2 separate regions of the Mus musculus genome follow, and region 2 is linked to region 1. Evidence: chromatin contacts called from ENCODE Hi-C or POLR2A ChIA-PET data. All regions are on one chromosome and are shown on one strand. The core of a region is the stretch at or near the end of the contact, and the rest is flanking DNA. Distances in the headings are between cores, read along the strand shown. Region 1 holds the start of Camsap1 (calmodulin regulated spectrin-associated protein 1). Region 2 holds the start of Tmem250-ps (transmembrane protein 250, pseudogene).

Region 1 (4,101 bases), core at 674-3,173:
TACATGACCACCAGATACAAAACAAAGCACCACACAGATGTACAATGGATGGATTTTCTGAGCTTGATAAGAGACACCCATCAAACCGAACAGCATCACAGTCAGTGCAAACTGGATGCTTCCACCAGATCACAAGACAAGGGGTCTGCTTTCCCCTGCTATTCCACAGGGCACTGGGGCTCTAGACAAGGCAGGAAGGAGGTAAGAATGCTCTTTACCCACAGATAACATGTCTGAAACCATTCAACTAGCAAATGGATTCCTCAGAGCTGCAGAATACAAAGCCAGAACATCAGACCACCATCCCTGGCCCCCTTTCTTCTCTCTCCTATATTCTCAGGTTTGTCCTGTTACCTACCTGGCATTCCACCCCCCCCCCCCCGGCCCCATCCCAGTCCGGCCAAGTTCTGCTGTCCCACCACCTTTGGCCCCAAGTCTGAGCCTTGCTGGTTTTACACACCGGGGTTTAGATCAGCCTACCATAGCAGCCCAGTCTACTGCTCCTCGGACAGACACTAGGCTCACTTTTTACTCCTTTCTGCCCAAATGTCATTCTCTTCGGTCTCTCCATGGGTACCCAGCCCTAACCAATTTTTATTTCATTTTATTTTAAACAGGGTCTCACTATGTGGTTTTGGCTGACCTGGAACTCGATTAGAAACAGGGTGGCTCTGAAGTCACTGAGATGCACTTGCCTCTGCCTCCCAAGTGCTGGGTTCAAGATACTTGCCACATGAGGCCACTATCCATTTTTTGTTTGTTTTGTTTTTTGAGACAGGGTCTCATCTCCAGTAGCTGAAGCCGGCCTTGAATTTCATCTAGATCCTCCTGCCTCCAGTCTCCCCACTGCAGGGATTACAATCATGGGATACCATGCCCAGGCTCATCCGCGGCTCTTTCTGACTACATCATACATGCACTTGGACTTGAGGGACAGCTACCTGTACAACATCCACTCTACACACTGCCTTCTTCATACATAGGGCGGCTCTGGCAATGACAGAAGTTAAACACCTTGAAGTTTGCAGATGATGGTTAGTAAGGTCACCCACGCCCGGGCCGGAGGGTTCCTGAGCCTTCCCAGGGGCTGGTGCGCACACAGTCCGCTCTTCAGTGACATCTTTCTCCTTCCGCACCCAGTTTTCAAAAATATACTATTGCTCCTTTCAAGCACTAAAATGCAGGTCACACGCGACGATGGTCCTAGGCTGGCATCCATTTCCCTTAGATGCCAAAACTGGTTGAGAGATCTGATAGTGCCCACCGAGGAGGAGGAGGAGGCGGAGCTCGCGGTTGCTCCGGACTCCCGAGAGCTGCGGGGATTGTTTCTCTGGGCTAATCTCAGGCGCAGTTCTCGAGCCGCACACACTCTGCGACGCCCACTTTCTGCCAGTCCGGGCGGAGACGTCTTGGCATCTCAGTCCACAGATGCAGCACCGGTGCAGACTCTAAGGGCGCTCAGTTCTCAGAGAGCTGGCCTTGCCAGAGGTAGAGGCGAACGTCTCTGCACACAGGACTGAGGCTCAATCAAGGCCAGAGATTAGTCTCTCAAGTTGCTAGGAAACAGGCTAGCCCTCAGAAGAGAATACTGCGCCTGCGCGGGATCCGGACAGGGGCGTGTCCACTGTGCCGGGGGGTGGGCGGGGAGGGGCCGGATGGACTAGCGTGTATGCAGCCTTGAGGACGAAGTAGAGGCGGGGCCGAGGGTGTGTCCATAGCTACTAAGGACACGGACTGGGCTAGGTTAGAGGGGCGTGCCTACTCTGCAGGACCAGGGCTGGGGGCGGGGCTGAGGGTGTACCCAGAGCATCTGAAGAAGGGGACAGGTACGGAGCCTTCAGGAGGAGGGCGGGGCGAGCGGGCGGTGTTACGGGCGGTGCCTACTGCGCTTGCGGAGAAAGGTGGGGCTGCGGGGGGCGGTAAGTGCGCCTGCGTGACGCGGCGGCGGCGCGTTAGCTCCCACCCGTTGGCCGCCGCCTCAGCTGCCGCTTCTCCTGGGCCGCGCACGCGCCTCCGCCACCGCCCCCGGCCCGTGCTCGCACCGCGCTTGCCCCGCGCCTGCCCCGCGCCTTCCTCGGCCGGCGCTTGCCCGCCGCCGCCTGCCCGGCCCGCTCGGCGCCTTCTCGGCCTCGGCTCGGCGCCCGCAGCATGCAGCAGCCTGGGTGGCGGCGGCGGCCGTGAAGTAAGGGCCGTGCGCCCGGGCGGGCGGCGCGGGAGGGCGGCGGCGTCTTTGTTGCGGCCGGGCTGCCGCGGCCTTTGTCTGCAGATGGTGGACGCGGGCGGTCGCTGTGCCGCCGAAGGCTGGAGGAGGATGGAGGCGCCCCCGGAGGGCGCCGACCTGGTGCCGCTGGACCGCTACGACGCGGCGCGGGCCAAGATCGCCGCCAACCTGCAGTGGATCTGTGCGAAGGCCTATGGCCTAGGTGGGCGGGCGCGGCGGGGTCCGGGGTCGGGGGATGGGATTACAGGGAGACGGACGGGGAATGAATCCGGTTCCAGGATGGTACTAGAGGGGAGCCGACGGGGAACGCACTGGTTTCGGATGCGACCGGGAGGTGTCGGACGGGTATAGGAGCCGGGGTATGGGACCAGAACTGGGGTCGGACTACGACGGGGGATGGGACCAGAGGGGAACGCGACGGCCGCAGAATGGGACCAGAGGGAGACCGACGGAAACGACCAGGTATGAGACCAGAGGGGTCAGAAAAGGGACTGACATGCTGGGGGATGAGAGCAGAGAGTTTCGGACGTTGGACAGACGGGGCAGGTTGGGACCAGAGGGGATCTGACGGGTCTTGGGGGGATGAGACGCACGGGAGGAGGTTGTAAGGTCTAGGGACAAGGAATGGAGACAGAGCCAAGATTGAGAATGAGGCCGGTGACAGGGCCAAGGCGCGCCTTCGCGTGGTGTCAGTTCAAGTCTTGCTGTTCTGGCGGCGGCCCAGGTGAGCGAGCGCTGAGGTAGCCCAGGGTCGGTCCAGGCATGGGACTGTGTTCGCGTGTCATCCATGCTCTCTGAGTCTCGGTGGGTGGAGGGTGCCTATCATGTGCAGTGTTATTCTCTGGCAATTGGACTGGTCCTCTAAGTCCAAGAAAGACTCTTACCTAAATAACCACTGCTTAGCTGTTCCTTACTGCATCAGGGTGACTAGAAGGCTGGATAGTTTGAGACTTAGTCTCAAACTAGAGTTCCAGCCAATCTGGTTTATATATTATGAAATTTGGTACTTAACAGAACAGAAGTTATTGGATACTCCAAAGATACATTATGTGTAATACAGATTGTATAGAAACCATCATCTCCTTTGGTTAATTCCTGTTGTAAAGAGCAAGGTAACCTTGTTTATGAAGCCTAATATGCTTAGTAGGATTAGGATTCTCTGATTTGGTGCTCTGGGAACATTGCAGACCAAATAGTGCTGGTAATGAGTTGGTTGGGAGGCTCTAGTATCAGGGCAGGTGTCTTGTTTTAGGCATAAAACTATGATAAATGAAGCATAAATTACCCTTGTGCTGGCAAAAACATTACCTGAAGACTTGGGTTACTGAGATAACCCTTTCAGGAAAGGGTTAGGTGACCACTTTGGAAAACTTGCTAAGCAGGTGTGCTCGGTGACAGTGGCCTCCAACTAGTCATAAGAACAAACTGTTTTGTGAGTCTTGGGATTAAATAAACTGCTTTATTTTAAATTTACTTCTGTGGTATAAAACTAGCAGTGAGGAAGAAATTCTTTTATAGTTTTCAGTGTTATAATTCTTGGTCACTGTTTCTATTCAGTGCAGGGCTTTACCTTACTTAAAAAAGTGCAATTGAAGAAGTTGGGTGGTAGCTGCCCAAGCTTTTAATACCAACACCCGGGAGGCAACACAGAGAAACCCTGTCTTGAACCCCCCTTTCTCCCCCAAAAAAAGTGCAATTGAGAAAAGGTGTCTGCTACCTACCTAGAGCAGCGAATGAGTGTCTGGCCACTGGCCATTCTCTTTGCTAGCTCCACACTTTGCCCATCTCCCACCTTATGTTTCTTATTGTTTGCTTGGCATTACTCTAAGCTATTAGCATTCAGGTTTTTTTTTTTTTTTCTTTCTTTTTTTTAATGAGAC
Region 2 (4,101 bases), core at 1,112-3,611, 160 kb before region 1:
CACCTTGTCAGTGAAAGGGAGGCTGAGCTGGTGTCCTTGAAGTGCTTTATATGGATTCAAATGGCCTGTTTCCTCACTCAGCACAGAGGAGAGAAGCTCAAAGTGAAGAAAACAGCCTTCCTTCCTTCCTTCCTTCCTTCCTTCCTTTCTTTCTTTCTTTCTTTCTTTCTTTCTTTCTTTCTTTCTTTCTTTCTTTGTGTGTAGCCCAGGCTGGCCTCGAACTCAGAAATCCGCCTGCCTCTGCCTCCCAAGTGCTGGAATTAAAGGCGTGCGCCACCACTGCCTGGCAGGAAAGCATCATTTCAAGTGAGGGTTGCACCCACTCTCAGGCAGTGCGGACAGCACGAAGGCCACTGGGTCCTGATGCTACCCGGCTCTGACTGTTCTGTAAAGATGGCACCAAGGCAGCCACAGACACAAATGAGATGGCCTCAGTCCCATGGGCCCCGTGCCTGGGTTTGGACTATACCTTCCTCTCATTTCTGTAGGTCTTTAAGAGTCTGGGGCCAGGTGTGGTGGTCCCAGCACTCGGGAGGCAGAGGCAGGCAGATTTCTGAGTTCAAGGCCAGCCTGGTCTACAAAGTGAGTTCCAGGACAGCCAAGGCTACACAGAGAAACCCTGTCTTGAAAAACCAAAATAAATAAATAAAATAAAATAAAATAAAAATTTAAAAAAAGTCTGGGACATGCCGTGCACAGTCCCAGCAGGTGGCGCCAGGCCACTGTCCAGTGCTTGCCCACTGAGAAGCCCAGAGCAGATAGCAGGGTGGAAGCTGACAGACAGACTTCAGGTAGACTTTCTATGGCGGGACTGTCCTATAGCAAACAGAACAACTGAGATTGGATCCTATCCTTGGGGATGACCCTGCTGTGGTCTGGATCATTCTGGAATCAGTTCGTGGGTGGTGGTACCCAACACTTCCAAGAACTAGCAGAAAGCAAGAGAGTAGAGGTCACAAGAAGCATCCTTTAGTGAGACGTTCAGGGTGCTTTCAGTCTCCGTCCAGTGGTCCAACATTAGAGGCCAAGAGCTGTCAGCAGCAGCTACCTGCCCAACCTCAGAGGGAGAGAGCCTCAAAGTCAGAGGTGTAGAGGACTCTGAGGGCTCTTACAGGAGCAACAGGGCTGAACAAGTGGAAAGGGACAGAGGGACAGAAAAAGTAGAGAAACTGGACATCTCTAGTAGGGACAGAACCAAGGGGGGAGCTAAAGGAGGGGACGATCAAGAAAACAGAAGATCATCACTCCAGGGTGACAGAAACTCAGGCCAGGGGAGGAAATGCTTCTTATTGTTTCGAGACAGGGTCACATAGTCCAGGGGCTCCAGTTGACTTAGACTTATTGTAAGCATTACTTCTGTGTGCATGGTGTGTGTGTGTGTGTGTGTGTGTGTGTGTGTGTGTGTAAGTCAGAGGGCAACAGGAGGGCATCAATTTTCACCTTTGTTATGTGGGTACCAAGGATTGTTAATTTGGTGGCAAGTGCCTTTACCCACAAGCCATCTCACTGACCCAAGATGTGTTTGACATACTCTCACCAAGAAGACCTGGCTGGCATAGAACTTACAGAGATCCGCCTGCCTCTGGAGTGCTGTGATTAAAAGAGAGTATAATGACATATGGCACATTCACTTATTTTTACATCTATTCATTCATTTGTGGGCTGTACTGGCAGGATGTGCACATGCCACTGCCTGTAGCTGCTCTTGGTCTTGCGTGGGCTGGGGCCTCCAAGTGTTCCCTGTGAAGTGCAAAGGTGCCTTGCAGCCAGCCCTAGGTTCCCCTTTCCTGCAAAGGGTCTGTTTCTCTTCCCTGGGAGCCTGCATTTGACGCCTGGGTAAGCAGGAGGGTCAATGTAGGATAACCCTGTAAGGCTACTTTCCGGTCCGTCATGGGATGATGGCCTGACCCAACCTTCTCTCCACATCCTAGCAACAAACGCACACATCAACTTTTAACTGAAACCTACCACACCTGCTTGCAGGAACCTGGCAAGGTCATTTAGACCGGTGACACACCAGCTTAACTCTTTCTTTTGGCGCTTCCAGGATCCTTGTGCTCTACAGCGAGTACCCCTAAAGCACGAGATCGCTTCATCTGCAACCGTCACTGCTCTCTGGGTGCCAGCGGCGCGCGTTGGGACACAGGAAAAACTCCACCGCACCACCAGAAAGGAGACAAGCTCACACCACAGCGAGAAAGCCCCTCCCACACTCGCGCACGCGCACTGACACGGAGAGGACCAGCCTCCTCGCCCTTAGTTCTCCCATCTGCGCCTGCGCGGGAGAGCTAAACTCACGCTCCGGCTGAGGCCGCGGGCCAATGACGTCACGGTCGGCTCACGGCGCGCGCACGCTAGTGCGCGTCCTCGGATAATGAGGAATTCCTGGATGCTCCGCGCGGGCCCGCGGTGGGCGCTGCGAGGCTTCACCGTGTCGTCGCGGGCGGAGGGGGCGTGAAGACCGTGCTACGGTGGCCGCCGAGGGACAACACTACGGCTCCCACGCTGGGACAAACGCCTCGGGCCCGGCCCGGGAGCGCCCTCCCCTCCGGGCCAGAGCCAGCCGGGGGCAACTGAAGGGCCGCGCGAAGCGACCCCGTCCTCGGCGGCATGTGCCCGCCTTGGCGTCGCACCCCCGGGGCACAAGCTCAGCCGCAGGCCCGGTCCCCAGCACCGTCGGCCCGCCGCATGGTTCCGGACACCGGCACCGCCACGGAGAGGGCACCGGGTGAGCCGCCGAGGACGGGCGGGGACCGGCCACGGACCTAAGGGCCGTCTCCACGGCAACGGCGCCCCGACACCGGAAGTGGCGCCCGCAGAAAACGCGGGCTGAGGGCCGGGGTCGCGCGTAGCCTATGGCTAGTGAGGGTCGTATCTCCACGCGCCGAGTTAGCGGGCCTTGGAGAGCTGGATGTCCTGCTCTAGGGTCCCGTGCTCAGAGACGCGTGCCCCGCGCCGGGCCGCGCCATGGCATGCACCTCCACCCGAGTACACCTGCTGCAGACCGCATCCCCCTCCTGTGCGGTGTCCAGTGACACGCCTGAATGAGGCCATTGCCCTGTCTAGCTGGGTAAAACATAGCTAAGCCTCCCCGGCTCGGGACAGGTTTCCTCCCACTGCGCCTCGGCCGCAGCTGCGCTGGCGGCCATTTGCTCAGGACCTACGGCGGTGACAGAAGCCGTTGGAGTGGAAGTCGCAAAAGCCTGTTGGCGATGTTGCCCTGTCCTGTTACCAACTTTTGGTCTCTAGTGTCCCATAGTTTGAAATTTAGTGTTTTTTTTCCCCCATATGCAAATTAACATAGGCTGCTGCGAATGACAATTGCTTGGTGAAACAAGGAACCACACGCCATTTCTCCTCTCTGTGTCCCAGTTTGGAGAACTCTGACACTATGTCCAGCCTAGATAAGCCAGTAATGCTTTTGTTGTGTACAGGCAGCCCCAGGGAAGAGGTCTTGGTGCCTCAATTTACGGAGCAAGATCAGTGGGAGGTGAGATGGTAACCTGCCAAAATAATGCCAAAGTTCAGGCCCAGCAAGTAACCTTAGGGGCTTGCTATGTGGACACCCCCTTCATCCCAGTCCTCTTGTGACTCTGCATGGAGTGTCCTTGAAGGGGACTGTTATAAGTCACTATGGAAGTAATGGGGAGTACTGGGCAACCAGTAGCCGGGTGTGTGGGTCTTCAAGAAACTAAAGAGTGAGCTTAGCTAGAGCACTACTGTCCCCGTTTTATCCCTGGCAGTCCTAGGGACCCTCTCCCGGCCGGCGGCTGCTGAGGGGCATAGTTACTGTTGCTTTCCTCTCCCAGCACTGGGAGGTAGAATGTTAACCATTGGCCTGCACAGGCTGAGGACTCATGAAAAGAGTCAAAAGTGCATCCTTGGGTTGCAACTGAGTTACTGACAGGGACACCCTTGAGCTCTCACCTGGCATTCTGTATTTCTCCCTGCAGGCCAGCACCTCCCCCAAGGCTCAGCTGAGGGCTCCTAGACGCTGATGACACCTATGCTGGCCATCCGGACACTGCACCGCCACTGCAAAACAGCACTGCCGCCCAGGCCCAATGCCGGTCATGCCCATCCCGCGGCGGGTGCGCTCCT

What was found. Hi-C counts contacts between places; a loop is a spot of excess contacts on that map. ChIA-PET counts read pairs that join two places held with the same protein, here RNA polymerase II (POLR2A).
Region 2: a loop to region 1 is called in a map of heart, with 3 times the contacts of the local background. The contact joins the promoter of Tmem250-ps here to the promoter of Camsap1 in region 1. A Hi-C loop is called at or near these places in 1 of 37 maps with a recorded cell type or tissue (heart). POLR2A ChIA-PET finds 5 or more read pairs at or near these places in 3 of 5 experiments (Patski and embryonic stem cell).

The regions. Positions count from the first base shown.
Region 1 is chr2:25,981,104-25,985,204 of GRCm38, reverse strand. Camsap1 (calmodulin regulated spectrin-associated protein 1) reads left to right here and starts at 1,923. Exons shown (of 18, transcript NM_001372499.1): 1 at 1,923-2,423. The coding sequence starts at 2,267.
Region 2 is chr2:26,138,766-26,142,866 of GRCm38, reverse strand. Tmem250-ps (transmembrane protein 250, pseudogene) reads left to right here and starts at 2,361. Exons shown (of 2, transcript NM_001256521.1): 1 at 2,361-2,728; 2 at 3,954-4,101. The coding sequence starts at 4,065.